Linked DNA regions of Homo sapiens: region 1 is linked to region 2. Evidence: chromatin loops called from intact Hi-C (ENCODE). Cell type or tissue: Caco-2. All regions are shown on one strand. Links, peaks and the distances in the headings refer to the core of each region. The heading gives the core; the rest is flanking DNA.

Region 1 (14,920 bases), core at 237-8,236, 110 kb after region 2:
GTGTGTGTGTGTGTGTGTGTGTGTGTGTATACATACATATGTGCCCAAATACAGTTTCTCTCAGTCTGATCTTCCTTAGTCCCCAAAGTAAGGTAGAGAAAAAAAGAAGGAAGGAGTTACGTGAAAGGATCTGGGATTCAAATTCCAGCATTCTCCTGGAACCCTCTTCCCCTGTCAGGGCTCTGAGTGGATCCCATCTAGAAAATGAGGAAAAGGGTAGGCTCCAAGGTGGTTTCCTGTTAGTAACATTCTGATTCCAGGAATCTACTTTCTCCTGGTGAGGAATTCAGCACGTTATTCTTTGCAGTAGTCTCTGGTGTTTGCCTGGCACATTTACCTTACCCGGGTACTTCCACTTTTATAAGTGCATTTTCCTCCCCATAATCTGGAAGACAGCCAAGGCAGGAATGATGCTCCCCATGGACAGATGTGGGAAAGGCAAACCCAAGAGAGTTGATGTGACCAGTTCAGGGTCACACAGCCAGTCAAAGGCTGAGCCCGGATTAGAAGGTGCGCCTCAAACCCAGGGTTCTTACGGAAAAGGCACTGGATACCTTCTGTCTATGCAACCATTGGTTAACCTTATAGTCTTGCTAAATCTTCACAAAAGAAACGAAACTAAGAAATCAGCCAATCTCATTTTTAAATGAAGAGTGACTGAAGAGAAAAAATATGCACGTTCTGAAGTGTCTGAAACCAGCCTCCTGATTTAAACCTGATTTGTTAGAAACAAAATTTTTTCAGCTGAGAGAGTTTTTACAGCTGAGCTCTCCCAAACTCATAAAAAACTAGGTTTATATGGGAAATCGTGAAAGACTCTTAACTATAATACACAGCATCTAATGTAAGCAGACGTAGACACTATATAAAGCTCCTACAAATGTTATTAAAACAAACAGAAATGCACATTTATCCCCACAAAATAGACAATGGAAAGCATCGGACTTTAGAGGAGTCCTGAAAGGCTTATGTTCACTGAAATGTGAACACACCCCATAACACTGAGACCTCAAAGGTCTTTACCCACCATCCAAGCATGTCCCTCATTTACAGAAGGAGAAACTGAGGCTCACAAAGGAGAGGGACTTGCCCAGCATCTCAGGGAAGTTGTGCCCTTCTCTTCCCTTTGTTTATTTAATACCTTCTACTTTTAGTGCAGGGAACAGAACAATACAAGGGCCAGGAGTCCCTGCACAAGTTACTGAACATTTCCCAATCTCAGTTTTCTTCACAAGTTACTGAACATTTCTCAACCTCAGTTTTCTTATCTACAAAATGAGAGCAATCATTCCCCCAACATCCTTGGGTCTGTGAGGATGGAAAGAGATAAGGCATGCAAAGCACTTAGCGCGTTGCCCATGGTAGAGCTATTTTTATTATTTTATTTAATCCTCATAACAGTCTTGTGAAGCATTGAGGGTTTCTTTTGGTTTGTTTGCTGGCTTTGGAGACTCAGGGCATACTTCCAACAGATGCAGAAGATTTCAGTGACTTTCTCAAGGACACACACCCAGTGAGCAAATTCCTGCTTCAAAGCCCTTATAGTCCACATCATTAAGGTAACACAGGGGGAAGGCAGCCTGTAGCCGTTGAATTTCTGAAACTGTTTCAGGCAGCACTGTACAGTACAACTATCATGCAAGCTATAAGTGCGAGTCACATAGGTGATTAAACATTTTCTAGTAGCCACAATAAAAATGAGAAGAGAAACAGGTGAAATTATTTTAATAATGTATTTTGTTTAACTTAATATATCCAAAATAGAATTTCAACATGAATCCATCTAAAAATTATTAGTAAGATATTTTACATTCTTTTTTTTTCATACTAAGCCTTCAAAACCAGGGGCTTTTTTTTTTTTTTTTTAAGTTGGAGTTTCATTCTTTTTGCCCAGGCTATAGTGCAGTGGTGCCGTCTCGGCTCACTGAAACCTCCGTCTCTCAGGTTCAAGCGATACTCCTGCCTCAGCCTCCCGAGTAGCTGGGATTACAGGTGCTGACCAATATACCTGGCTAACTTTTTGTATTTTTAGTAGAGATGCGGTTTCAGCTTGTCAGCTGGCTGGTCTCGAGCTCAAATGATCCTCCCACCTTAGCCTCCCAAAGTGCTGGGATTACAGGCGAGAGCCACCGTGCCTGGTCCAGGCACATAACTATTAAGTGGCAGGGCTGGGCTGCAGACCCAGATGCATTTGACTCGAAAACCTGCCCTTTCAGCCACTCAGTTCCGTGACTCCCAGAGACAGTAGGGGGACTATAGCTGGGCAGTAAGATGTGGAGTGCCTTTTGGAGTGTCCCACCTAGTTCCAGTTCCAAGTCTACTATGAGTCAGGTGACCTTGGTCCAGTCATCTCCTTGTGCCCCAGTTTTCTAATCTCTAAGATGGGCTAACAATATCTTTCCTCCCCGCAACAGAACTCCTGTCACGCTGAAGTGGGAAAAGATCTTTGAAAGTGTTTTGAAGGCTGGGTGCGGTGGCTCACGCCTGTAATCTCAAGACTTTGGGAAGCCAAGGTGGGTGGATCACCTGAGGTTAGGAGTTCGAGACAAGCCTGACCAGCATGGTGAAACCCCATCTCTACGAAAAATACAAAAATTAGCAGGGCGTGTTGGCACATGCCTGTAATCTCAGCTACTTGGGAGGCTGAGGCAGGAGAATTGCTTGAACCTGGGAGGTGGAGGTTGTAGTGAGTTGAGATAGCGCCACTGCACTCCAGCCTGGGCAACAGAGTGAGACTTTGTCTCAAAAAAAAAAAAAGTGTTTTGAAACAGAAAACATATTAGCACAAGAGGCCTGGCCAAGGTCAACAGGGAGGTCTAGACTGGCCCCCCAGGCCTGTACTCAAAACTAGGTGAGTTGGTGAAATGAGCTGCATGGCAATGGGCAGGTTTTTTAACCTTTCTGAGACCCACAGCTCACTTCTGTAAAAGGGAAGGCAGAGGCCAGGCGCAGTGGCTCACACCTGTAATCTCAGCACTTTGGGAGACCGAGGCAGGCAGATCACAAGGTCAGGAGTTGGAGAACAGCCTGGTTAACATGGGGAAACCCCGTCTCTACTAAAAAAATACAAAAATTAGCCGGGCATGGGGGCGTGCACCTGTAATCCCAGCTACTCGAGAAGCTGAGGCAGGAGAATTGCTTGAACCTGGGAGGTGGAGGTTGCAGTAAGCTGAAATCGCGTCACTGCACTCCAGCCTGGGTGACAGAGCAAGACTCTGTCTCAAAAAAAATTCTCAAAAAAAGAGAGAAAAAAAAAGGGAAGGCAGAGTAGCGTCTAGAAGCGTTTTGAGGACCTGGGAAGCTCTTAGCCTGGCCTGGAGCAGGCCGGTGGTAAACACGAGCTGTTCTTGCTGCTGTTGTGGTTGAGGTTGAGCTGCTGGGCCTGCTTGGGAAGCGACAGAGTGTGGCAGGAAAGGCGAAGACAGCGTGGCCCTTCAGGGCACCCTGAGACCAGGCTCTTGGCTGAGGGTAGAGCGCAGGCTGTCCGACGGTGAGGCGTGGGAGGTGTGGCTGGAAGTGCAAGAACAGCTAGTGTGGCAGGAAAAGCACTAGCCCCAGAAGGCAAGAGAAGGGGGTTCAGTTTGCTGTGTGACCTTCGGTACTTCCTTGCCCCAGCTGGACTCTGTAAAACAAGGAAGGGGGACCAGATCTAAGTCCCTTTCTGCATGGACTCTCTAGGATTTTTACAACGGTGTGAATCGAAGTATTCACCAAATACAGCATCTCTATGAGGGACAGAAAATACTCCTAGGGCCTTCCCCTGTGGCCTGAGGCTGCCACCGATTGAGGGGAGGGCGCCACCTGGTGGCCATACTCCCTCTTCTGCACTCTCAGCGCAGAGAAACCAGACAGGATCCCAGACTCCTCCTTGCAAGGTGAGCCCGGAGCCCCAGGACTCCCTTTCTTTAACTTCCTCTGGCAATTCAGGGGCGTAGAGAAGGGACTCAGCAAGTTCACAAAACCAGGAGTCCTGGGTGTGAGCCTAACTCCTGAGGGACGCTGGGGTTTTGTAACCCAAGATCTCTGAGGCCTTCTTACCTAAATATGCCTTAGGGACAGGGATCTGTGTTTCCTTACTATGTGAAATCTGAAATGCGCCACACTTTTTTTTCCTGTTCCTTTGAATAGAAGCCACTGAACAAACACAGTCCTCTCCTAGTAACTCAGAATATTTCTGCCACTACTACACAGGGCTAATGGAACACAGAGGGCAGTTTCCCCCTGCACTAAATAACCCAGGTTGCTGGGATCCTGAGTTCTTCCAACAGCTTTTACCACTCTTCCATCTTCCCAGCATGGTCAATATTCCACTTCATTCTGTGGTGTAGGTTGCATGGTGCACAGGGGAGTCAGACTGACATAGGCTCAAATCCCAGTTCACTGTGAGACCCTGGGTGAGTCACCTGACTTCTCCAAGCTGTAGTTTTCCCATCTGAAAACTAGCAATGATAATAGCTTCTTTGCAGGTCTGTGTGAGGATTAGGACCATATACAAAGACCCTAGCACAGTGTCTACTTCCCAGTCGGTGCTTAACAAATAATAGCTATATTTCTGCAGCTGGGCCATCCTGACCATCTTTTCATATCCAGCTTTGGAAATATTCCTTGATAGAAATACGAATAGCATACATTTGAAAACTATATTAGCCACCAGAGATAGAACACCCTTCGCTGAAGATGAAGGAGCCCCCTTGGAACTGTTTAAATTGACTCAGCCAAGTTCAACTTCATCTAGTTTAGATAAACCCCAGTAGGCAGGCTGCGGTCTTGTGAGTAATTGATTCCCTCAGTCCTCATTCTTTGGGCTTCAGTAAGTTTCATTAGATACAGCTTCACCTTCTGGCAGTTGCTAGTGCGCGTGGCTGAGTCTGAGCTCTGCTGAACCTGTCCCAGCCCAGCTGACTGGATGGCTCCCTTTGAAGCCTGGTCCACTCCTGCATCCCCCATCACTTAGGCAGGAGAGGCTCTGGTTGGGCACAGGTAACCTCCCACTGCTCACTTAACAAAGGCCAATCTTGCTAGTGGCTATGAGCCCTCAGGAAGTCTCTTTTAACTGTTTTAGCTTAATTAAGCTCATTACATTTGCTAACCCTCATTGGCTTCTCTAAGACTTCAAGTGCCCGTTATGCACTGCTCCTTCCTCAGAAGTAGGGTTGACGCAGGGCTCCGAGCTTTCATCACAGATTCTATGATTTTAGTAGTTGAAGGACTACTTCCCACTCCTGTCTGAGTCTTAGCTCCTCTGAAATTCCTGGCTCCTGGAGGACAGAGTCCGTTTCCTTTGGCACCTGGCCCACAGCAGATACTCAAATACTTTTGTGACCATATTTCATCAATGGGTTGTTTTTTTTAATAATAGCAGGTTTGATGACTCCAAAGTTCAAGGTACTCATTCCAGCATGAGGCTTTCTGCTCCTCATTCACTGTCACATCAGCCTGGACTTCCCTTCACTCTCATCTCATCAAACCTGTTTCCTTCAAGGGCCTGCTTAGGTGCTTCCTCTTCCGGGAAGCTCCCCTACTTTTCAGAATGCCTTTTCCTTGGTATTTTCCCCTTACTCTGAATCACATAGATAGAGTGTGGCTACACATGAAGTTAGCAAGTAGATGCTTTGATTTACCTATAAATATGGTCATAGCAGGGTTGGGCATGGTAGCTCACGCCTATAATCCCAGCACTTTGGGAGGACAAGGCTGGCAGATTGCTTGAGCTCAGGAGTTCGAGACCAGCCTGGGTAACAACATGGCAAAACCCCATCTCTACAAAAAATACCAAAAAAATCAGCCAGGCATGGTGGTGGTGCACGCCTGTAGTCCCAGCTACTTGGGGGACTGAGGCAGGAGGATCACTTCAGCCTGGGAGGTTGAGGCCACAGTGAGCCAAGATCGCACCACTGTACTCCAATCACCTGGTGACAAAGTGAGACCCTGTCTCAAAGAAAAAAAATTATATATGGTCATAGTTACAGATATGTGTGTATAAATATACATGTATACTATGTATATAAACATATATCTATACAGATACATATTCCATATAGTTGTATATAGATACTCTGTATACATATGTTTACATATATAGTATTTCTAAGCTGATATGCATATCTTTCTATGTCATTAAACATTATTTTACAATTATGACATATGTATAATGCTTTCAAGACCAGTCTCCTAGTATTTGATATATAGGCTGTTTCCAGTTCTTCACTGTTCTAAACAATGCTCTTGCGAAATATTATCTTACTCAAGTATTAGGCAGCATGACATAGTGGACGCTGGAACCTGTGTGACTCATCCCCACCGTTTCCTGGTGACCTTGGGCAAGCCACTTCACCCTTCTAAACGATTTTTTCATCTATAAAATGGGGATAATAATAATACTCATCTCATAGGGTTATCAAGGCATGTACAGTGCTTACTTACCATTGGGACTGTCACATTGTAAGTGCTCAGTGAAAAAACAGTACCAATTCGGGAGGCGGAAGATGAAGATTTTCTCTGTCTTCTCCACTACCAGTGTGACTTTGTATATCACTGTTTCATAGCGTGACAAAAACTCACAGAAGTGATGGATGACAGCGCTGTACAACACTTTAAGTGCTGCTCAAATTTAAGGTTGTATTATTGTTGTTGCTTTTACTTCTCTTACTACTTTCTATATGTTTCGGGAATATGTAAAGTAAACTATGCAAGCAGGTAGTAAGTGCTTTGAAGGCACTTAAAAATGCTTTGCTATTTTACAGTTACGGTGAAAATGATTTGTGTTCATTATAACCAGTTTAGATGATACCAAGAAAGCACAAAGAAGAGAGTCAAATTTACTCCAAAATCACCAACCAGGACTAACCATGGTTGCCATATCAGTTGTGGTCTTTCTTAACTGGCTACCCTTGTGGTGCCCAGGGCAGAACAGGGCAGGCTTCAGCTGTTTAATAAATGTCTGTTGACCTCAACCAGATCGACTGTTAACAGCAGCATGCTCCAGTTCTCTCCCTCTCAGCCAACCTCTGACAGTTTCATTAACCCCATTAAATCATGCAGGTGCCTTTACACCTCCTGGGCTTGTTAATCTCTGTTCAGCTCTGGTAAGTTAAAACCTGGCTAGAAGGTTGGATGTACCTTGTTAACCTCCATTAAACCCTATTAAATTTCTTAACTAGAGTCCTAGTGACTTCTCAAAATCCCTCATTAAAGTTTAGTAAATCCAGTTGATTGGGACAAGGGTAACTGTTGTAGCTGCGCTGCTTCAGAGCTTGGCATTCTGAGTTCTTGGACGGTGGGGTTGACAGCAGTATCCCTAGAGCGAGGCAAGCCTTGGGGATCCATCCTGGGAGTGCCTTTACCTCTTTGGCTCTCATTGTTACTGGGGCAAGTTCCTCAGCTTTTCTGAGACTGTATTTACATCTCTATAAATTGGAGTTAATAATAGTTCCTACTTTGTATGATTGTAGTGAGATTAAATGAATTAATGCACATAAAACTATTAGCCATTGTCTGGCATGGACTCTGTACTTGATAGCTATTATTATTCCTGAATATAGAAGATCTTTGTAGACAAAAAACTGTTGAGTACACAGAAGACTCAGTCCCAGTACTAAATAAATATAGTGTCCTCCTCTGTGTCAGGTCTTGGGCTGGAATGGTGGGTTATTTTCATTCTGGTTTTCTGCAGACTGAAGATCATCCATTTGAATGACAACAGTGTCAGCCACTCTGTTTGCTCAGACTCTGCCACTTCTGAGCTGTTTGATGCTGAACGTAACATAGTTATAATACTTTCTTGACCAGGGCCTTAGGGGATTGGACTCAGTGGTTCCTAAACCTGGATGTGCAGATAAATTTCTGAAAGGATTTTTTTTTTTTTTGAGATAAGAATCTTGCTCTGTCGCCCAGGCTGGAAGTGCAGTGGTGCAATCTTGGCTTACTGCAACCTCCGCCTCCTGGGTTCAAGCGATTCTCCTGTCTTAGCCTCCCTAGTAGCTGGGATTACAGGCATGTGCCACCATGCCCAGCTAAATGTTTTTGTATGGTAGAGGCAAGGTTTCGCCATGTTGGCCAGGCTGGTCTCGAACTCTTGACCTCGAGTGATCCACCCACCTCGGCCTCCCAAATTGCTGCGATTATAGCATCCGAGAGGATTTTATAAAACGCGCCCAGCATCCGAGAGGATTTTATAAAAACATAGTTTCCTGGGCTTCACTTGAGAAAATTCTCATGAAAGAGAGCTCAAGGGGAACTTTTAACTAGTATTTGAACAGGTGATACTGAAGCTGTTCATCTCTGTGCTGGGATTGGGAAACCTCTGGACCAGATTGGTGCTTCTCAACTTTATTGAGCTTAAGTCTTACCTGGAGAAATTTTAAAAATCATTATTACTGGGACTTAGACCCTGAGCTTTTCATTCTGAGGATCTGGAATGGGGGCCCAGGAATTGGCATTGCAACAGAGTGCTTAGGGGATTCTGATGGGGGTAAGGGGTGGCAAGTGCCACACTTTTTTTCTTTTTGAGATGGAGTCTTGCTCTGTCGCCAGGCTGAGTGCAGTGGCACGATCTTGGTTCACTGCAACCTCCGCCGGGTTCAAGCGATTCTCCTGCCTCAGCCTCCTGAGTAGCTGGGACTACAGGTGCGTGTTACCATGCCCAGCTAATTTTTGTATTTTTAGTAGAGACAGGGTTTCACCATGTTGGCCAGGATGGTCTTGATCTCTTGACCTTGTGATCCGCCCGCCTCGGCCTCCCAAAGTGCTGGGATTAAAACACCGGACCTCAGATGATCTGATATTCGATGTCCTAAAGCTCTATTTTGAAAAGAAAATAAAAGGGTGTTGGGTTCCTCGTGAAACTTCTGTTCTAATAGCATATTAACATGTGGGTTCATCTCCATCTTTCCATTAAATTGATATCTGTGGATCATCAAGGGATGTTTACTGCAGCAGGGGGTCAGCCAGTTTTCAAAGTGTGGGGACAAAGCACCCCTTTGCCATTCAGTGTGTGAGGACAGCAGGCAGGCCCCCATGGTTAGACACAGTATAAAAGAATGGGAGAGGCCGAGTGCGGTGGCTCACGCCTGTAATCCTAGCACTTTGGGAGGCCAAGACGGGTGGATCACGAGGTCAGGAGATCGAGACCATCCTGGCTAACACGGTGAAACCCCGTCTCTACTAAAAATACAAAAAATTAGCAGTGGTGGGCGCCTGTAGTCCCAGCTACTCAGGAGGCTGAGGCAGGAGAATGGCATGAACCCGGGAGGCGGAGCTTGCAGTGAGCCGAGACTGCGCCACTGCACTCCAGCCTAGGTGAAAAAGTGAGACTCCGTCTCAAAAAAAAAAAAAAAAAAGAAAAAAAAGAATGGGAGGATGGCAGAGGAGGGGAAGCAACTACTTATGCTAAGAAACACAGTATGAAAACTGGAACTTCCTTTGCTTTCTAAAGCAACTCAGGGACCCTGTAAATGATGGTGTCCTTCAGCAACAATCCATCACTAATTCTGTGAGCTCCTTGGTGAGAGCCAGGACTTCCTGTCCTCTCAAATATCTCATGAAAAGCCACCCTCCACACTCCTTACAGGGGAGTGGAATGGGAGAGGAGAAGGATGTGGGAAGGAAAGGATCTGCACTTTTAAAATTTCTGTAAGGCTTAAAATTTTAGAGCTAAGATGTATTACTTCTATGTAACTAATATGATAAAGACAAATATTTATTGCACTTCTCCCTTTTCATTCTGCTGAGGACAAAGCTGTGGTAAAGTGGCACTAGAGACAGGCTTGAAGTGGGAGACCTGAACTTGAGGCTTGCCTTTCTCTTCTCTAGCACTGTGAGGACAGGCGAGAGGCGTCATCCGGTAGCCTCAGGGACCTCCACCAGGAACGTGCAGTCATACTGCCCTGGCTTCTCAAGCTGTAGTATCCCTAGGGAATTTGCTACTATGCAGATTCTGATTCAGTAGACGGCCAGCAGGAGGGGCTGGGAGATTCTGCATTTCCAACAAGTGCCCAGATGATGGACCAACTTTAAATAGCAAGACTCTACTGTAGGTGAAGAAACTCCAGGTCACACGCTGTTAAAAATGTCTTTGAGACATTTAAACATTGGGATGTTTACATGAAGATCTGAATTTCCAGCTTCTCCAGTCAAATTGCAAGACCCGGTCACACAGGGCTGGTGTGCCCATAAGGCTACAGTAGCGGGGAGCTGAGTAGTGGCTGCCCTTAGAAGGGACCTGAGTTTTCCAGTTTGCAGCTCACCCTCTGCAGATATTTCAATGTGCAATCAATCCTCCATACAGTTTATTTAGATGGAGAACTGAAGACCCAGAGAGAGAACTCTATTTGCCCAGTGCATCCAGTACACTACATGGAAGTTGAGCTCCAGACTCAGGCTGTTGGACCCAGTCAGTCTCTTTCCAGGTGAGTGAATGGGATAGCAGTACTGGAACTTGGGCCTAACCTTCTGGGATCTAAACTCAGTGTGCACTGGGGATGTAGGTGCTAGTATTTGGAGCTGGGAGGAAAGACCACTGTCATTAATCACTGTAATACACTGCCAGGGGCCAAATGTGGAAGTGAAAGCATCTGAATTCTATATAAAAATTCAAAGGGAAGACAGAGGGTCTCTTACTCATTCAGATTATTTATTAAGAGCAAAAGTCGGGCCATCCCATCGTGTGATATTGCAACATGAAAAGTCACATACATACTAAGGAGACCCCACAGAATTGAGAGCCTTTCAACAGTACAGAGCCATAGATTACGAAGTTAAAATACAAATGATCCCCCAGATTTGGCAGGAAACAAGTACAATATGAGGAGGCCTGGAATGGAAGGGCACTTACTTTTCAATAAGGCAGTTACAAAATGGGAAAAAAAACCCCCAAAACCTTGTACCCCAAAATATACTCTGATGAGCGTAGCAGACAATAGAAATGTAAAAGAAGGATCCTGTATAACCCTCTGTCATTGGCAAATGTGTGCATTAAGTGAAAGCAACTGAAGGGTTTGTGTTTTAAGATGCAAGCTAGATGAAACAACTGACTGTAGACATTTCTACCTCAAGAACAGTTCATATCTTGCCCTAGGCTGGGTTCTACCTCAAAACACCAGACCCACTTTACCATTTCTAACCATAAACTTGGAAACAGTCTATAATACAATGAAAGGAATAAAAAGGCACCCCTAGAGCACCATGCTTCCCAAGGCATGATCTTGAGCTCATCTGCCCTTCGGTTCGACTGCCCAGCTCAGTAACAGGGACCAGGAGCCAGGGCCAGCTGAATTACACAACCTCAAAGGATCGCCTGGAAGGCAGATATCTGACCAAGAGATCACAGACCAAGCACATTTCATGAGAATTTAAATGCTAGGACAATACTACCTCTCCCAATAGGGCTTTTGAACCCTGGTTTTAAATAACAGGCTAGATCTGTTTTCCCTTACCACTCATTTTGCAAAACTCAACTGGCCTAAACATTTCGCTCAATCTTGAGTTCTGCAGGTTGGTCCCTGAGAGCTAGGTTGGCCTTGGGAATTTCTGCTCAATTTTAAGTTCTCAAGAATCTGAGGGCAGCCGATTTAGACTGAATTAGAGTCATCCTATAGGTCAGAAAGAAAGAATGCTAGACAGGTCAAGAGGGCCAGAGGTTGGTTCTGATAATGCCATATGACCTCAGGCACATCTTTTTGAGTTTTAGTTTCCCCATCTCTAAAAACGGATGATTGGACAACAGCAAGCTTAACAGACTTTCCACCTTGAAAATACGGCACTTCTCTGACGCTTAGACCTTAAGTCCTGAAGCGTTGTTTTCTCAGCAAAAACAGTGCAAAGTCCTTACAGGAATCTAAGGTACAAGCCCTGGGCAACCATGAAAACTTTAAACTTCATGCAAAGCAACGAAGTTATAAATCCTCCAGCTGAACAATTTCCTGATGATGTGAGCATCCGTTTTTGTGGGGCAAGCACAGAACTGAGTCCTCATCTGTCTGAGGTTTAGCAGGCTGCTAACATCTTCTCATCCCCCTCTCCTCTCCCCAAGCTTTGGCAGAAACAAGCCAGCCAGTAGGGTTTTCTCAACATTCTCCAACAAGGAACTGAGTGGACTAATACTCAGGGGTAAGGACAGTGTACCAAAGTGTCCATGTCCTAGCATTGTTTCTTTCCAAAAGGCAAACGCTATGCTTTGGGACAGTGCCAGCAATTAGGTGCTTTGCCAAAAATAACTTGTCCCATGTGGCCCCCATGGGGCAGAGACTAAGATGGAAATTACAGAGAACATAGAAAAGCCAGAGGTTTACAAAGAACAGGCTTCTCCACGAGGTAGTGGGTTCTCTGTCCTCGGAGGTGTTTAAGTCCAGACTGCTCAACCCCTTGGTGGGATGGTTGTAGGCAGAATGTCAGCACCTATGTGGAGACTAGACTGGATGACTTAACAGCCCTTTCCCAACTTTGAGATCCTGTCATTGTAATGACTGAGAGCGCCTTTGGATGACTTCCATGAAGCAACTGCTCTGGGCAACAGCCTCCCTCAATAGGCAAGGCCCCCAGAGTAAGCTCCTTCTTCCATCCTCTCCCTCCCAACAGGCAGTTGCCCTGCAGGATATTAACAAAAAGCTTCCCACAAAATAAAAAGCCTAAACACCAAAATTAGATGCAACACTGCAGCTGCAAACAATTGTTACTATCTGTTCTCTGAAAGGCTAGCAGTGACTATTTAGCTATGACAGGAACATCTAAAAACTTGGCAGCTGTAACATGTAAGTAAAATTCCTCTTCATTTTACAACACCGGTCTTGAATCCTTTGGTTTTTAATCTTTCATGAGATTCAGCTGTGATCTTTTTTTTTATATGCTGTTGCCAACCTAAGAGTTTGTTCCTTGAAGCAAGAAGTTTGTCCATTGGTTTTTAAAACATCTTAAAACAACATGAATGGCAGGATACTGATGTTTCCATGTGAGAACCTTCAGGGCATATCAAAGAACCATACCAGGCTGGAACTGAGGCAGGAACCATACTCTTTAAGAAGACAACGCCAGTTCTGGATTTCAAATTCCAGTTTTGCCCAGAAGCACCAAGAGGAAAGAAGGCAATGCTGCTACGTCACAGGTGGAGAGAAGCGCAAGAGTCCTTGATGGATGGTATAAAAATGGAGCAGCCAAGATGAACATTGCTTTCCCCACACCCCACTGCTCCCTGAAGCCAGACCCCGTTGCTCTGGAGGGCCTGGCCACTTCTCACAGGCAGGAGTCCCTTGCCCACAGATAGAGCCACCAGAAACTGCAGAAGAGGCTAAGGCGAGTGGTTTAGTGGTTTGATGAAAGAACAGATTTCTGGACATAAGAAAAACATAGGTTCAAATAGCTTTGTCTTTTCTCTCACCTGACCTGTTGAAAGGTCAGATTGAAAAGGTTGAAAAGATGCCCACAACCTCCACTTTCCACAAGCACCTCTCCTTAGAGGAAAGACAAGGGACCCAAGTACACACACAGCATCTGGCTGAAGGTAAAACATTTCCCCAGGTTTCGCTTTGGAATAAAGATTCTTTCAGACACAATTGAACAGATGGATCCTACCATCATATATTCTTGTGCAGAAGCTATTGTCTCTCTCAACTGGGAAAACAGATTTGCTGCTAAAGAAATAGTGATGTGACCTACACGCCCACAATTCTGGTTTACGTATCAGAAAAATACACTTTTTTACTCATTAAGATATGGACATTTCCATGGAGCAAGTTAACAATGCCTTAACCTGCAGGCCCCATCTGCCCCTCAGCCTTCTTGATGCCTGTATCAACATCCTTCAGCTGTAAGCAGGGAGAGAATCTCTAAACACATAGTGAATGTGAATGACTGAAAACACTCACAGAGCACTGGACATGCCATCCACAGCCAGGAGGCATACCAAAATAGGATGCCCTCACAGTCCAGAGTATATTCTATATACAACCATTTATATATATTTAATTTAAAAGGCTGCAATCTGCTAGACATGCATTTTGAACACAGGCGAAAGCTTTGCTGCAATGGAACATACTGCATTTTAGTGAGCGTGGTGACCCTGTCCCCATTCCACAGAAAGCGTGGTACTCTGCTCCACAGAACTGAGACCTTTGGACACTCCGCCGCCCTGCTCAGTAGGGGGTTTAGTCCTGACTTCTCTGTGATGGTGCTCAGATTAAGTCATCTGTGAAACTCTCTGCCAGGCCAGGCTGTCCATTGTTCTTATTATTTAAGGCTTAAGAAATTAACTCAGAATTGAAACTGAGTAGGAAAATGACACCTTTGACCATATGTCAAGATGGTCATAAATTAGAATCCAAATTCTTTTCTTTTCTTTCTCCCACCCTCCTACCCCATACCCTCTGCCCTCCATTACACAGATTAAAGAATTTTGCAAAAGCACATTTTTGGATATAAAGCTTTGTTTTCACAGGATACTTTGGCTCTGATATAATTAGATTGAGGAGTTCAACGTTTTGAACAACAAAAAAATTAGGTAATTTTCAAAAATTATTTTAGCAATCTTTCTCCCTAAGAGGGAGGCAAATTGTTCACAAAAATGAGCATCAGATGGAATTGACCTTTGTTGCCCAAACTCATGATTTGCTGATGACCAGAGCCCAGGGAGTCAAGGCCAGCCAGACTTTCAATCCTAAGCTGAACTTCTGGGCAGGAATCACATGGCCCCTGGCAGCTTGCATGGTGGTTGTGAACTTAGGATGAAAACTTCTAAAAATACTTGCCCCAACCTACTAAATATGTCAGTGTGTCAATGCATTTATTACCAAGAAGCTTGGCTGAAGTCATAATATCTAACTGCACCCCAAAGAGTGAAGCATAGTGGGGTGCATAAGGGACCGTATCTTCTGTGAGGGTCTCTATATCAGTGTTTCTGGAACCTCAACGAATAGTTTTGCACATGCAACTG
Region 2 (14,920 bases), core at 4,013-12,012:
CACACTGGTGTCATCTGACCTTCCCAGCCTCTCAGCCTCAGAAAACACAGAGCTCATTTCCACAAGGACCTTGTTCCCTTCCTGGCCAGTACTTCGTATCCCACTTCTCCAGACAGGTTCCTAAAGACGAGGTTTCTTGGAGTCAGAGGGAGAGACTCCTTTCTTGGGAGGTTCTCAGAGAGCTGGGGGGCCTTTCTTCCTGTTGTTCTCCCAACCCCTACTCCTTGCCTGAGGGGCAGGCTCAGCAGGGACAGAATAGGCCCCTCTGTGTCCCAAACCCATCCCTCCAATTCAAGAAGCACCTGCCTCCCAGGCGGGCTGTGCAGATGTTATCATGGGCATGAGCTGACTCACCCTTGCGACATCTAAGCCCGCTGGGCAGGAACGCAGCTTTGGGCGCCACAGTCTTCCAGGACTATAGACACACCGAGACAGTCCCCGGGTGGGGCAGCAGGAAGGGCGGGGGGCTCCATGCTGTGTCCCTTGGGTGGAGGTGCAATAAGGATGATAAAGGGTTGGGAGGGGTCCTCAAATAGCATTTGGATTCGTGGGTGGAAGTGACAGGGCAGAGATCTATTCAATCCAAGACGTAATCGCAGTCAGTGCTGCCCATCTCTCCAGAGTGTGGAAGTAGAGGCTGTGCAGGGATGTTGGGAGGATTTCACATACCAGATAGATATGCAGGAATTTATGGCTGTACGGACTGGAGTACTTTAGGAAGCCCTACACCTCTTGCTCTTCTCCTTTTCTCTTCTCTTCTCTTCTCTTCTCTTCTCTTCTCTTCTCTTCTCTTCTCTTCTCTTCTCTTCTCTTCTCTCTTCTCCTCTCCTCTCCTCTCCTCTCCTCTCCTCTCCTCTCCTCTCCTCTCCTCTCCTCTGTTCTTTTCTTTTCTTTTCTTTTCTTTTCTTTTCTTTTCTTTTCTTTTCTTTTCTTTTCTTTTCTTTCTTTTTAAGACAGAGTTTCGCTCTTGTTGCCCAGGCTGGAGTGCAGTGGTGCGATCTCAGCTCACCGCAACCTCCGCCTCCCAGGTTCAAGTGATTCTCCTGCCACAGCCTCCCAAGTAGCTGGGATTACAGGCATGTGCTACCATGCCCGGCTAATTTTGTATTTTTAGTAGAGATGGGATTTCTCCATGTTGGTCAGGCTAGTCTCCAACTTCCGACCTCAGGTGATCCACCTGCCTCGGCCTCCCAAAAAGTTCTGGGATTACAGGCATGAGCCACCGCAACCAGCCAGCTCTTCTCATTTTCTAGGGAGGCAACATGACTGAGTGGAAGGAAAGATCATAAATTTTGAAGGCAAAAAGTCCCTGTTTAAATTTCTGGTTTTCACCACTTGCTAGCTAAATAACCCTTCACCTCTCTGTGACTTAGTTTCCTCTTCTGTAAACGGGGATAGAAACAACTAGAAGATTCTGTTGTGAGAGTTAAGTAAGATGATGTATATAAAGGTCCTGGCAACAAAAGAGTTTCTCTTCCCATTTTACAGGGGGAGGAAACAGAGTTTTGGAGTTGTTATGCGTCCTACCTGCCCAAGGTTAAATGGCTGGTAGCCACAATCGATTTAGAATCAGAACACAATTGGGCACAGTGGCTCACGCCTGTAACCCTAGCACTTTGGGAGGCCGAGGTGGGCAGATTGCTTGAGTCCAGGAGTTCAAGACCAGCCTGGCCAACGTGGGAAAACCCTGTCTCTACCAAAAAAATACAAAAATTAGCTGGGTGTGGTCCTGCAAACCTGTGGTCCCAGCTGCTCAGGAGGTTGAGGTGGGAGGATTGCTTGAGCCTGGAAGGCAGAGGTTGCAGTGAGCCAAGATTGCACCACTGCACTCCAGCCTGGGTGACAGAGGGAGACCCTATCTCAAAAAACAAACAAAAGAACCAGAACCCAGGTCTCCTTTATCCAAGGGGGATGTAGCTTATCTGTCTAATCCCACTTACTGAGCACTTACAACGTGCCTGAACTGAGTGATGTCCCACTGAGTAGCTAGCTGCTCTATAACCAGGTACAATGAGCTGCATCCTAGTCTCGAATGATTATACCAGTTGCTCAGGGTCTCACAAGTGAAGAACTGGAATTTCAATTCAAGTCTGAGTCCCAAGCCCATACTCTTAACCAGGAGTTGGTAAATTATTGCCTGTGGGCCAAATCCTACCCACAGCTTATTTTTGTGAATAAAGTTTTATTGAAAACAGCCATGCTCATTTGTTTATGTATTGTCCCTGACTGCTTTTGAACTAGAATAGTAGAGCTGACTCACTGCAAACAGACGCTGGGACTCACAAAGTTGGAAATATTTGCTCTCTGGCTATTTACCAAAAACATTTGCCTACGCCTACTTTTAATCACCATTTTATAGCCTTTTCTTAAGAATTTTAAAATAGTATCTGCTTAACACTAAGACACATTTTCAGGCAGGAGGTAGGTAAGTATTCAGAATGACTCCTGGGATACATAGAGATTCCATTCCTGCCTGGTGTGTCTTTCCCGCTTCCTTCGTCTCCCTCTAAGCAGATCTTGGTCAAGGGGATGTGCCAGGTGAAATAAACACAAAGGCAGTGTGCCAAGCATGTTAATAGACCCCTGGGTTTTGCATTTGTATGCTATGATAGAATCAGGGGAATTTTATTTTTTATTTAACAATTTTTTATTATTTTAAATGATTTTTAATTTTATTACTTCTTGATTGATACTTACATTTTTGTTTTGTTTTGTTTTGTTTTGTTTTGTTTTGAGGCAGAGTCTCGCTCTGTTGCCCAGGCTGGGGTGCAGTTATAGCTCGCTGTAACCTCAAACTCCTGGACTCAAGCGATCCTCCTGCCTCAGCCTCACAAGTAGCTGGGACTATAAGCATGGGCCACCACGCCAGGTTTTGGTTTTTATTTATTTTTCTTTTGTAGAGTCAGTTTCGCTACGTCGCCCAGGCTGATATCAAACTCCTGGCCTCAAGTGATCCTCCTGTCTTGGTTTCTCAGATATTTACTGTTTTTAAACTAATGCTATTTATGCCGGATGTGGTGGTTCATGCCTGTTATCCCAGCACTTTGGGAAGTTGAGGCAGGAGGATTGTTTGAGCCCAGGAGTTTGAGACCAGCCGGGGAAAAATAGTGAGACCTCATCTCTACTAAAAATTAAAAAAAAAAAAAAAATAAGATGTGGTGGCAAGCATCTGTCACCCCAGCTACTTGAGAGGCTGAGGCAGGAGGACAGGAGTATTGCTAGAGCCTGGCAGGTTGAGGCTGCAGTAAGCTATGATTGAGCCCCTGCACTTCAGCCTGGGCAACAAAGCAAGATCCTGTTTGAAAAAAAAAAGCTATTTATTATTACTGTATCAGAACTATATCTTTTCTCCTTTTAAATATATGATCTACACTATGAATGTATAAAACCTCAGGAACTCTTCCTTCCCCAAATGGACAAGCAAGATTTTTAGCCATAACCAAGGAGATAGATTTTGATACACAGGGATTAAGGGAACAGACCTATCGAACAAAAAAAGATGTGGTCTCAATGAGTCTGAGCAGAAAGAGCACTGGACTGGGAGTCAAGGGACCTTGCTTCTAAATGCAGCTTCATCTGTGTGATTTGGGTTTCTCATAGCCGTCCTATTCCTGTTTCCCCTTATATAAAATAAACTTATGGGGCCAGATGACTGCTAATGGCTTTTCCTAGTGTGCTATTGTATTTTCATAAAAACCTACCAAAATAAAACCGTTGGGGGTAGTTTTGCCTAGAGGCAGAGGCTTAACAGAGATGACCTCTGACCCCGCGACTGGATTCTCTGTTCTGAATCTAGCAATTCCTTTGGGAAGGATTCCTCTGGGGATGGTCTTCATGTACCAGGCACCTTACCAATCATTTCTGGTTGTGTCACAGGATACAGGACTCTTTTATCAGAGGAAGGGGGATTTAGGTCTGATGAGGGTAGAGTGTTTCTGGCTGGGGCAGCGGGCCAGAGGACGCCACAGTTGGTCTCTATAATGGGAAGGAGGTGGAAGCCGAGGGAAACGGAGACTGACCTGTCATCTCTCCTTGGCCTCGAGATGGCTCTATCAGAGTGCTGGGGGGCAGCACAGGAAGGACATGTCATCACTGTGAGGGGCGCGGGGTCCCCACCTTCCAGCTAATCTCCATCACCAGTACCCAAAGTGAAAACACTGGCCTTTAATATCACTTCTTACAATTTGATAGGCAAAAGATAATTTTATTTTTTTAATTTGCTTCTATTTGATCCTTCTAAGATTTAACTATTTTTTTTGTTTCACTATTTGTATTTTTACTTCTGTAAATGGATTATTTGTGGCCTTTGCTTTTTTTTTTCTAGAGCAGTATTCGTCTTGTTACTTTTGAGTTTTTGAGGTTACATACTTAATATATAAATATGTCTTTTGTTTTGTCAAGCTTGCACCAAAGCAAACAAAAGCGAATGTAACAAGAAAACTTAGAAAATAGCCTTCCTGGGGCTGGGCGAGGTGGCTCACGCCTGTAATCCCAGCACTCTGGGAGGTCGAGGAAGGTGGATCACCTGAGGTCAGGAGTTCAAGGCCAGCCTGGTCAATGTGGCGAAACCCCATCTCTACTAAAAAATACAAAAATTAGTCAGGTGTGGTGGCAGGCACCTATAATCCCAGCTACTCAGGAGGCTGAGGCAGGGAGAATTGCTTGAACCTGGGAGCAGAGTTTGCAGTGAGCCGAGATCACACCATTGCACTCCAGCCTGGGTGACAGAATGAGACTCCGTCTCAAATATAAAATAAAATAAAAAAAGAAAGAAAGAAAATAGCCTTCCCTTTCTTCCTCTGCAGTTGGTAACTGCTATCACTTTTTCTGTACTTATACAAACATTCAAATATAAATTATATAATTATGTAAATTATATATAATTTTATGTATATAATTGTATGTTTATGTATATATATACACACACATTTTTTCCTTTTTATAAAGGTAGAAACATACCTTATCTTTTAACCTGAATTTTGTTTTGGGTTTGTTTTGAGACAGGGTCTTGCTCTTTCGCCCAGACTGGAGTGCAGTGGCATGATCATGGCTCACTGCAGCCCTGCCCTTCAGGCTCAAGCTATCCTCTCACCTTAGTTAGCCTCCAGAGTAGCTGGGACTACAGGCACAGGCTACCACGCCTGCCTAATTTTTATGTTTTTTGATAGAGACAGGGTTTCACCATATTGCCTAGGCTGGTCTCCATCTGGGCTCGAGCAATCCACCTGCCTCGGCTTCCCAAAGCGCTGGGATTACAGGCGTGAGCCACAGTGTCCAGCCTGAAATTTGTTTTTTCAAAATCCTTTTTTTTTTTTTTTACAGGGCCTTGCGATCTTGGGTCACTACAACCTCCGCCTCCTGTGTTCAAGTGATTCTTGTGTCTCAGCCTCCCAACTAGCTGGGACTACAGATGCGTGCCACCACACCTGGCTTATTTTTCTATTTTTTGTAGAGATGGGGTTTTGCCATGTTGGCCAGGCTGGCCTTGAACTACTGACCTCAGATGATCCACCCGCCTCGGCCTCCCAAAGTGCTGGGATTTCAGGCATGAGCCACCATGCCCGGCCAAAATTCTACATTTTAAACTGAACTAGCCCTCTCTTAGATTTTTATCCCTGTTCTCCATTTTACAAACTCTTTCTTGTCCTCACTTCAAGAGTTAGGCAAGCATCATTAGGCCAATTTTACAGGTTAGGGAAATGGAAGCTCAGGGAGGAAAAGAAATGCTTTGGCACTGGGATTAAAACCCTGGACACCTGATGCTGTAGGAGCTTCCTTCTCTATGTGAGTGAATGAGACTTCTGCCCCTAAAGTCACCCCTCCTGAGGTACATAGGCTGGAGTTTTGGGGTGGAGTAGGGTGGTGGGAGAGAGAAAGTGTAAGCACTAAGAGAGTGAAGGAAGAGAAATTCACAGTAACCCCAAAGTTCCATTCATTCAGTCCCTGATGTGCTAGGTGACCTTGGGGCAAGATGTTTGCCCAACCTGGTCTCCCTGTGCTCACCTGTGAAATGAAGGCTTTGGCCTAACCAGAGGATTTCAAACAATGCCCTTTGGGGCCCTAGGGGAGCCCCCACATGTTATAGCTCCTCAAAAATGAACACAGAGAGGCATATTCAGGGACACTTGTGTTTGTGTTGGTGAAAAGGTATTATTATTATTATTTTTTGAGATGGAGTCTTGCTCTGTCGCCCAGGCTGGAGCGCAGTGGCGTGATCTTGGCTCACTGCAAACCCTGTCTCCCGGGTTCAAGTGATTCTCCTGTCTCAGCCTCCTGAGTAGCTGGGATTACAGGCACGTGCAACCATGCCTAGCTAATTTTTTTATTTTCAGTAAAGATGGGGTTTCACCATGTTGGCCAGGCTGGTTTCAAATTCCTGACCTCAAGTGATCTGCCCGCCTTTGCCTCCCAAAGTGCTGGGATTATAGGCATGAGCCACCACGCTCGGCCCAAAAAGTTATTAATAGAAGCAATTGACATATCCACCAGGAGTGGGTGGGTTAAATGCATTGAATCATTCATTTATTCATCTCTTCATTCATTCATTCAGTAGTTATTGAGTAACTATTGCCAGGCCCTGTTTTAGACATTGGGAATCAGTGGTGAACAAAATAGACCAAGTTTCCACTCTCTTGGAGCTTACCTGGAAGGCAGGTCCACCCTGTCTTGAGCTGCATTCCAGGTAGGTGAAAGGTGACAGATCCCGGTGTCCCAGCATGGGTGGGTCTCCAGGCCCCAGGAGTGAGTGGTGGAAGGAAGGTGCCACACCCAGTGTGAGATGACTCCTTTAATAAAATCCCATTTCCTACAGGACAAGTCTGTGTGTGTCAGTCTCTGGGTAGACAGGCATATGAAGAGGTGCTGTGGAAGTGTTGGGGATACATCCCCAAATGATGGTGTGACCTTTGGAAAGAGAGGGGAATAGATTAGGATGAGACTTGTCTAGAGCATTTTAACTTCATCAGCATGTTTTTTTTTTAAAATAAGGAAGACACATTCAAGTATTGTTGGCAGTTAAAATAATTTTTTTAAAAATTTAAAATAAACTTAGGTCCAGAGAGAAGGGAAGGACAAAAATAATAGGTTTCAATTTCTTGGAGTCCTTCAAAATCTAACATGGTCAGGTTCTACCCAAAGTTAGGAAGCATCTCAGTTTGGGGATCAGAGATTTTAAATTAAACAAACCCATGTTTATTATTGCCTGAGTCCAAGAGCAAGCCTGGCCTCCCCATCTAGGCAGCAGCCACTACTTTCAGCCACACAGCAGGTTTCCTCCTTAGCTACTTAGAATCCTGCCTCAGCAGAGCTGGAAGGGAACACCTCCCCCAGTGCTTATTTTGCAAATGGGGAAACTGAGGCTCAGATATTGTGACTTTTTAATTTGCCAAGGGCTCAATTAATGACAGGGCCTGAATTACAAACTGGGAAGGAAGCCTGCCCTGCTTCCAGATTCTGGCAGTTGGGAGGAGGAAAGGAGAGGAGGGGAGAGGGGGTGCCATCTTCCCCTCTCCCACTGGAAGCTCCAGTGATGGGTCCTGGTGTTCAGCACATGCTGAAAGGAAGCCTTGTCAACATGGAAGGAGATCAAGGCAGCCGGGGGGGTGCTGAAACCTCCTGTCGGGTCCAGCATCTCTGAGGAGATAGGGATGCCTCTGCCGCTGCCTCCACCCCCTCCTTGAGCTCTCTCCTCTCGAATTCCGAGGGGCTTTGGAATCACTAGACTGTCTCCCGCTCCCAGGAAACCCCAGGCTTCTGTGGAGCCAGGAGGCTGGCCATCCATCATTCTTATCTCCTGGCTGTGGCGGCCCCAGGTCCCTGGCCTGGATGGGCCCAGGGGGCCAGGAGGGGCTGGGGGGGCATCGATAACAGGAAAAGCAGCTGTCCCCTGGGGGAACTTCAAAGTGCCTGGAGCTGAAATTTATGTGCAGAGGAGCTTACATTAGGGGCCAGTGCGCCATTCTTTCCACAAATATTTATTGAGTGCCTACTGTGTGCCAGGCACTGGGTTAGGGGACTCTTATGGAACCAGAGATTTCGTTGTTTGTTGGGTTATATGTCTACCTCAGTAGGCTAGGTTTGATGCATGGATCAATTCAATGATTCATTAAGTATTATTAAACACCCACTGTATGCTGGCTGTTTCTGGAGACCCAAGACTGCTGGAATGGTTAATTGAATCTGTGGGCGGGGCTTGATATCTGCTAGCACAGTGGTTAAGAGCTTTGGAGTCAGGCAGACTGGGTCTCAGCTTTCTCAGCTGTAAAACGGGGATAAGAATAGCACCTACCCGGTAAGGGCTTGGGAGAAGAGGAAATGAAACGAGATATTCTAGGTGAGAAACTTAGCCCACTCCCAGCAGATGGTGCTCTCACAGCAATAGCAGAGATTTTTGTGACTGCAGTGGATTGACATATGTATTTGTTTATTTAATATTTATTTAGTACCTGCTATGTGCTGTGCCTCTAGGAGAGACGACCAGGCGGTTTGACTTGGGAGGGTTTGCAAGAGTCTCTTTCTTTTCCTGCGAGTCTCTCCTCAGCTGGGGCTTTGAGGTCGAGACCCTTGGAGTCTGGAGGTGAAAGGGATTTGAGAAGTTGCCAAGTTCAGTGCCTCCCCTGAGCTCTGTGCAAAAGCTCCTCTTTAACTTCTGCTATCTCGTCATCCAGCCTCTGCTTTCATCCTGGAGTGGGCGTCTTCCTCCCTCCCCAGGCAGCCTGGGAGGAAGACCTTTCTTCCTTGGAGTTGTGGTCTGCCTTCTGCAGTTTTCCTCATTAGCCTCCTGGCTCTGTTCTCTGGGCCTCCCCCAAACTCTCTGAGCATCAGTTTATTCATCTATAAAATGGGAATATTAGTAGTTCCTATCCTGTAAGGTTATTGTGAGGATAAAATGAGATAAAGATTGTAAAGCATTTGGCACAATGTCTGTACAGTGTCTTTAATAAGCAGTAGCCAATAATGACAAATAATGATAGTTTTGGGAATCAATAAAACAGGAACAAGAAAGAGAAGAAGGAAGAAAGAAAAAGGAGAAGGAAGAGAAGGAGGAGAAGGAGATGAAGGAGAAAGAAAGGCTGTCAGAGCTGGACCTTCTGAGGTGGAAAGCAGTTCTCCGTTTTGGGGGATCCTAAATTTGGCAAGGGAGAGCGCACAGGAGTTCCAAGGATGCTTTCCAGCTCTGATATCCGAGTAAACGTAAAAGGGACGGAAACATGGTGTTATTGCGTTCTTCTCCAGCCAGCGTTGGTGTTGCTACCATGTCCATTTCACACATGAGCAAGCCAAGGCCCTTGAAAGTGAAATGGTTTGTTCAAGGCTTGGAGCTAGGGAGTGCTGAGCATTGCCAAGGACTGTTGTCTCTCCTCCCCTCCCCAAGGCAGCAGTGGGGAGCTCCCCACAGACAGTGTGATATGCTGAATGGTGTCGCCCGCCACCGCACCAAATTAATATGTTGAAGCCCTGCCTTAGTCTGTTCAGGATGGCATAGACTGGGTGGCTGAAACTACAGACTTTTGTTTCTCCAAGTTCTGGAAGCTGAGAGGTCCACATTAAGGCACTGGCAGATTCAGGGTCTGGTGAGGTCCGCTTCTGGTTCATGGACGACCATCTTGCTGCGTCCTCTCATGGTGGAAGGGCTGGAGGAACTCCCCGGGGTCTCTTATGTGGGGGCACTAACCCCATCCAGGAGTGCTCTACCCTCTTGACCTAATCGCCCCCCAAAGGCCCCATTTTCTCATCCCATTAAAATGAGGGGTAAAGTTCAACATCTGAATTTGAGGGGGGACACACTATTCAGTCCAGTGCCTCAGAATGTGCCTTTATTTGGAGCTAGGGTCTTCATAGAGCTAATCAAGTTAAAATGAGGTCCTCAGTGTGGGCCTCAATCCAGTACGACTGGAGTCCTTATAAGAAGGGGAAGTTTGGACACAGAGATATGCATAGAGGGAAGATGATGTCGAGACCCAGGAAGATGAGGGGAAATCAGGAAACACAGGGAGAAGCAGCCTACAAGCTGACGAGAGAGGCCTCAACAGATCCTTTTCTCACAGCCCTCAGAAGGAACCAACATTGCCAACATATTGGCCTCAGATTTTTATCCTCCAGAACGGTGAGAACTGTGGTTTAAGCCTTCCAGTCTGGGGTACTTTGTCACAGCAGTCATAAGAACCGGTACAGAGAGTGTGGAGCCCCCGGACAGCCTGTGCAGTGAGCACTGAGGGGGTCCCTTGAAGCCTGCCAGCCCTGCCTGCCCCTGAGGGAGAGGCAGGTGCGTGGTGTGAAGACACTTGACTCCTTTGCAGAGCCCGGGGATGCTGGGCCGAAGCCGGGAGACGGAAAGGCAAGCCCTCGCCCTGATCTTTTCCCTCATGTGGCTCTCTGAGAAGGGAAGACACATTTTCCTGGTGCCTCCTCATGGAAGTCCTGCTGGATCAACCTCACCTGCTGCTGGGGAGGCTGCCATCCTTCAGGAAGACCTGCCAGCCTCAACCTCCCTGAGGCTGGGGATTTGTTAGAGATTCTGAAAATTATCAAGCTGGCTATGTCCATTTCCTCCTCTTTCTGTGATCTTTTTCTTCCTCCCCACATTATTTATTTATTTATTTATTTTGAGACAGAGTCTCACTCTGTTGCCCAGGCTGGAGTGCAGTGGTGCGATCTTGGCCCACTGCAACCTCTGGCTCCCAGGTTCAAGTGATTCTCCTGCCTCAGCCTCCTGAGTAGCTGGGATTACAGGCACGTGCCACCACACCCGGCTAATTTTTGTATTTTCAGTAGAGATGGGGTTTCGCCATGCTGGCCAGGCTGGTCTCAAACTCCTGATGTCAGGTGATCCACCCACCTTGGCCTCCCACAGTGTTGGGATTACAGGTGTGAGCCACCGCGCCTGACCATTTCTTCCTCTTTTTCATTTTTCTTCTTTCCTCCTGGCTGTGCTCTGCAAATCCCCACCCTCCTCCACATCTCACTCCAAAACTGCTTTCTCCCAGCTCCCCCTTCGCCCAGGACACCCTCACCTGGTGGCTCTGCAGCAAAGCCCAAGGCTGCCTTGGAGACGGAGGCAGGAGAAGTCTAAGCTCGCTACCTTGGAGCTGAGAAGAAATTATCCAGAGCTGGTTTCTCCTCCCACCTTCTAAAGAGCCCTGCCCTTGTCCCTGGCCTGGATACATGATTATATTTTGCTTTAATTGCATTAAAGCAAATGACTGTGTCCCCCTGTGGTTTCGATCAGGTCAGGGATTTGATAATCGATCGTGGCACAGTTTAGACAGGAGTCACTTTGAAGCTGTTTTTAGCAGGATAAGAACAAACAATGTTTCCAAAGTGGCCACATTAGGCAAACATGCTGGTGGGTCATCTTTTGGGGAGAGAGTGTGCCCTGGCTCCAGGCAGCCTGCTGACTGGACCCCCAGGCCCCTGGAGAGGGGTGTGGACTACTCTCTCTGGACAGTAAGAAACTTTAAGTAGAGATACCGTAGCTTAGGCCTCCCATGATGTGAAACCTGGTCCAGGTGCCTTTTCCAGAAAGCCAGTCTTGACTGATACCACCTGGCTCACCTAAAGGTAGCGTAGTTTAGTGTGAGATGTTCTGTCCTGGAGATGGAAGAAAGGTCAAATTCACACAAGGCAATGCAAAAGGTAGACTCATATCCTGCAAAATTATTCTCTCTTCAATATTCTTTCAATCCTTTAAATTTCATTAAAAGGAAAGCCTCAGTGTGGTGCTAGTCTGTTTTATGTATTTAAATAAATACACACATTTAGAGACAGGGTCTGGCTCTGTTGCCCAGGCTGGAGTGCAATAGTACAATCACAGCTCACTGCAGCCTAGAACTCCTGGGCTCAAGTGATCCTTCTGCCTCAACCTCCTAATTAGCTAGGATGACAGGTGCACACCACCATGCCCAGCTAATTCTTTTATTTTTTTTAAGAGATGGGGTCTGGCTATGCTGCCCATGGTGGTCTCAAACTCTTGGCCTCAAGCAATCCTCCTGCCTCAGCCTTCCAAAGTGCTGGGATTATGGTGCCAGGCCTAGTTTGTCTTTAATACCTCTCTAATGTTTGCTAATCTCCCCTCCTAACAAAGAGGGCAGGCCTAGGGATCTGCAGGTGAAGATTTAGCTAGATTTTAATAACACTGTTTTCAATGAATGTATTTTCTACAATGAAAATACATCTTTCAAATGATACTAGTTTTCCCTTTATGGAAAGTGAACCGTTGTTCAAGTACAATTAAGGCAAAAATTCTGAAGGATGGATGTTAAGGAGACAGTGATGTGGGGCTCTTTCACACACAGATCTGATGCTACCTCTCCATTTACCCGCTGTGTGGCTTCTGGAAGACTGCTCTGCTCTCTGAGCCTCGGCTTCTCTGTGTAAAATGAAGTCAATGATTCTGCTGTGTAGAGTTGTGGTGTGGACTTTCTGAGAGCATGTCGGCGTGCAAGGCATCTGGATGGTGCTTAGCATAGAGTCTGCACTCTGCCTGGTGGCCCTGTCATCCTTATAGGGGCTGCTGCTTTTCCCAGCCATTCACAGAGCCTTTGCTAGTCCCACAGTTGAAACTGACTAAGCTCTGGGCTTCTGTGGAAACAAAAGGAACCTGGAGCCCCCAGCCATGCTCTGGCTCGAGCTCCCTGGCTTGGGGCCTGCCCCTTCCCCTCGTGGGGTTCACTTTCCTCATCTGTCAGCAGCAGCTCTGACCAAATGCTTTCCAAGCTCCCTTGCAGCTCTGACTTAAGAGTATTTTGAGCAATAAGCAGGGAGTGACAATTCCATGGGAGAAGAATCTCGACTTTACCAAATGTATTGTGTGCTCCTCTCAACTTGCAAGCTGGTGCATGGACCAGCAGCATCAGCCTTGTGGGAGAGTGTTAGAAGTGCATGCTCAGGCCCCAGTCAGCCTTCCTGAATCAGAATCTGCATTTTAACAAGATTTCCACATGGTTTGTATGCAAATTACACACCCAGTCTGAAATGAGAATTTAAGAAACTTTTAGATCTTCACAGATAGTGGTATACTTTCTAAGGATTTTAAAAAACAGTAAACATGAGCATTGGCACCATGGTGAGACCTCATCTCTACAAAATTAAAAAATTAGCTGGGCATGGCGGTGTTTGCCTTTGGTCCCAGCTAGTCTGGAGGCTGAAGTGGGAGGATCACTTGAGCCCAGGAGGTTGCGGCTGCAGTGAGCTGTGCTCACACCACTGCATTCCAGCCTGGCCGACAAAGTGAGATCCTGTCTCAAAAAGACAAAAAAACCCCACCCCCAAATACTGAGCATGTATGCAATTTCCTCCCCTGCTCCAAAACAATAAAGCTGTCGCAAAACTATTGAACTGAGTTAACCTAGTTAAGAGAGAAAATTATGTATGTAAATCTGATGAATGGCTTTTTTTTCAGGGAATTTTCTTTCCATGTAAATTAAGCTCTCCCACTTTCCATGGGTTATTTGGCCTCTTCCCAGTGAGTGCCTCCCTCACACCTGACTCCTGGAGGGTGAAGCCTGTGTGTGTGTGTGTGTGTGTGTATGTGTGTGTGTGTATGTGTGTGTGTTTTGGCTGAGTGTCTGTGTCTTGCAGCTGATCCACAAAACGGGGTCTTTAGCTAAGTCAGCAAAACTTCCTGGAAATAAACTAGATTCCTAAGGGCTTCAGGGTGAGCTCAGAGGGAGCAGGGGGAACCCCATCACTGATAAACCGAAGCGGCGTGTTCTGTTGTGTGGGCGAGCGAGGCATCCTGGCCTCCTAGTCGGGCCTTTCTCCTGGATGGCTTCCTGCTTCTTCCTTCACATCCAGCCTCCAACCTGGCCTCTCTTTCTCCTTGTCTCCAAGATGAAAGCCCCAGACAGTGGGCCATCTACTTTGAAGAATTTATCCCAAAGAAGTAATCATGATGTCGCCAAATATCTTCTCACAAGATTGTTTATCATATGCAGTTGATAAAAGTGAAGATGCCAGAAAAAAAAATTTAAGTGTCTAAGAATAGGGGCCTGAAGCTGCTTAGAAATGTTATTTTAGTACTACAGACAACGTCCAGTAGCGCTTACGCCCAGGAGTCCACAGATCTGAACTCCAGTGATATTTTAAGTCTATTTAATTTCTCTAAGCCTCAGTTTCTCAGCTATAAATTGGGGATGAAAATGAAACCAAATTCATTTTCTTGTGTTGAGTATCAAACAAGGATGCATGGGAATTGTTTAACACTGTGCCTGGTGCGTGGTAAGCAGTTGGTAAATGTCAGTTTGCTGTGCTGCTGTTCAGACATAGAAATGTTGTAGTCTGGGTGTGGGCTCACACCTGTAATCCCAGCATTTTGGGAGGCTGAGGCGGGTGGATTACCTGAGGTCAGGAGTTTGAGACCAGCCTGGCCAACATGGTGAAACCCTATCTCTACTAAAAATACAAAAATTAGCTGGGTGTGGTGGCATGCACCTGTAATCCCAGCTACTCGGGAGGCTGAGGCAGGAGAATCGCTTGAACCTGGGAGGTGGAGGTTGCAGTGAGCTGAGATGGCACCACTGTATTCCAGCCTGGGTGACAGAACAAGGCTCTGTCAAAAAAAAAAAAGGTGTAGATAAATATTAATTATATGAAAAGATATTTGTGACACAGGAAAAGTGAAAAAAACATTATAACTCAGCATGATCCATTTGGTAAGCATATGTGTATCTATTTGCATTTAAAATGGAATGGAACAGTGGATATAAAGTAGAGCTATGGTACTAAAGGAATGAGAAGCTGCCGGCCACTCCATAACCCTTCTTCAGGCTCGCTCCTATCATCTCTGCTGGGAAAAATCAGACTTGGACCGATCTTTGATAATGACACTAAAATATAAAACAAAAGTGGTATCTGTGAAGTGCTTACTTAGAGTCAGGCACTTTCTAGGTGTCCCAGATAGTTTATTCTTCACAGCTACCTA

Evidence for each region. A loop is a pair of places that touch in the nucleus more often than their neighbours do. Peaks named below come from ENCODE experiments on the same cell type or tissue, not always from the same donor. Only the 100,000 strongest peaks of a DNase experiment are listed, where the experiment ranks them.
Region 1: a loop joins it to region 2, with 8 times the contacts of the local background. A loop is called at or near these places in 6 of 110 quality-filtered maps.

What each region holds. Positions count from the first base shown.
Region 1 is chr5:154,456,743-154,471,662 of GRCh38, reverse strand. It overlaps SAP30L (SAP30 like), which reads right to left. Exons shown (of 4, transcript NM_024632.6): 4 at 10,610-14,920. Among named protein-coding and RNA genes, the nearest start is that of HAND1, 14 kb to the left of the region's middle. In Caco-2, for the core only: a CTCF peak has its summit at 3,789 (motif pointing left); DNase peaks (open chromatin) are centred at 3,802 and 6,284.
Region 2 is chr5:154,569,468-154,584,387 of GRCh38, reverse strand. No RefSeq gene overlaps it. Among named protein-coding and RNA genes, the nearest start is that of MIR3141, 19 kb to the left of the region's middle. RefSeq lists enhancers at 196-747, 460-1,043, 1,044-1,627, 12,140-12,309. In Caco-2, for the core only: no CTCF peak of the experiment used is centred there; DNase peaks (open chromatin) are centred at 6,717 and 7,827.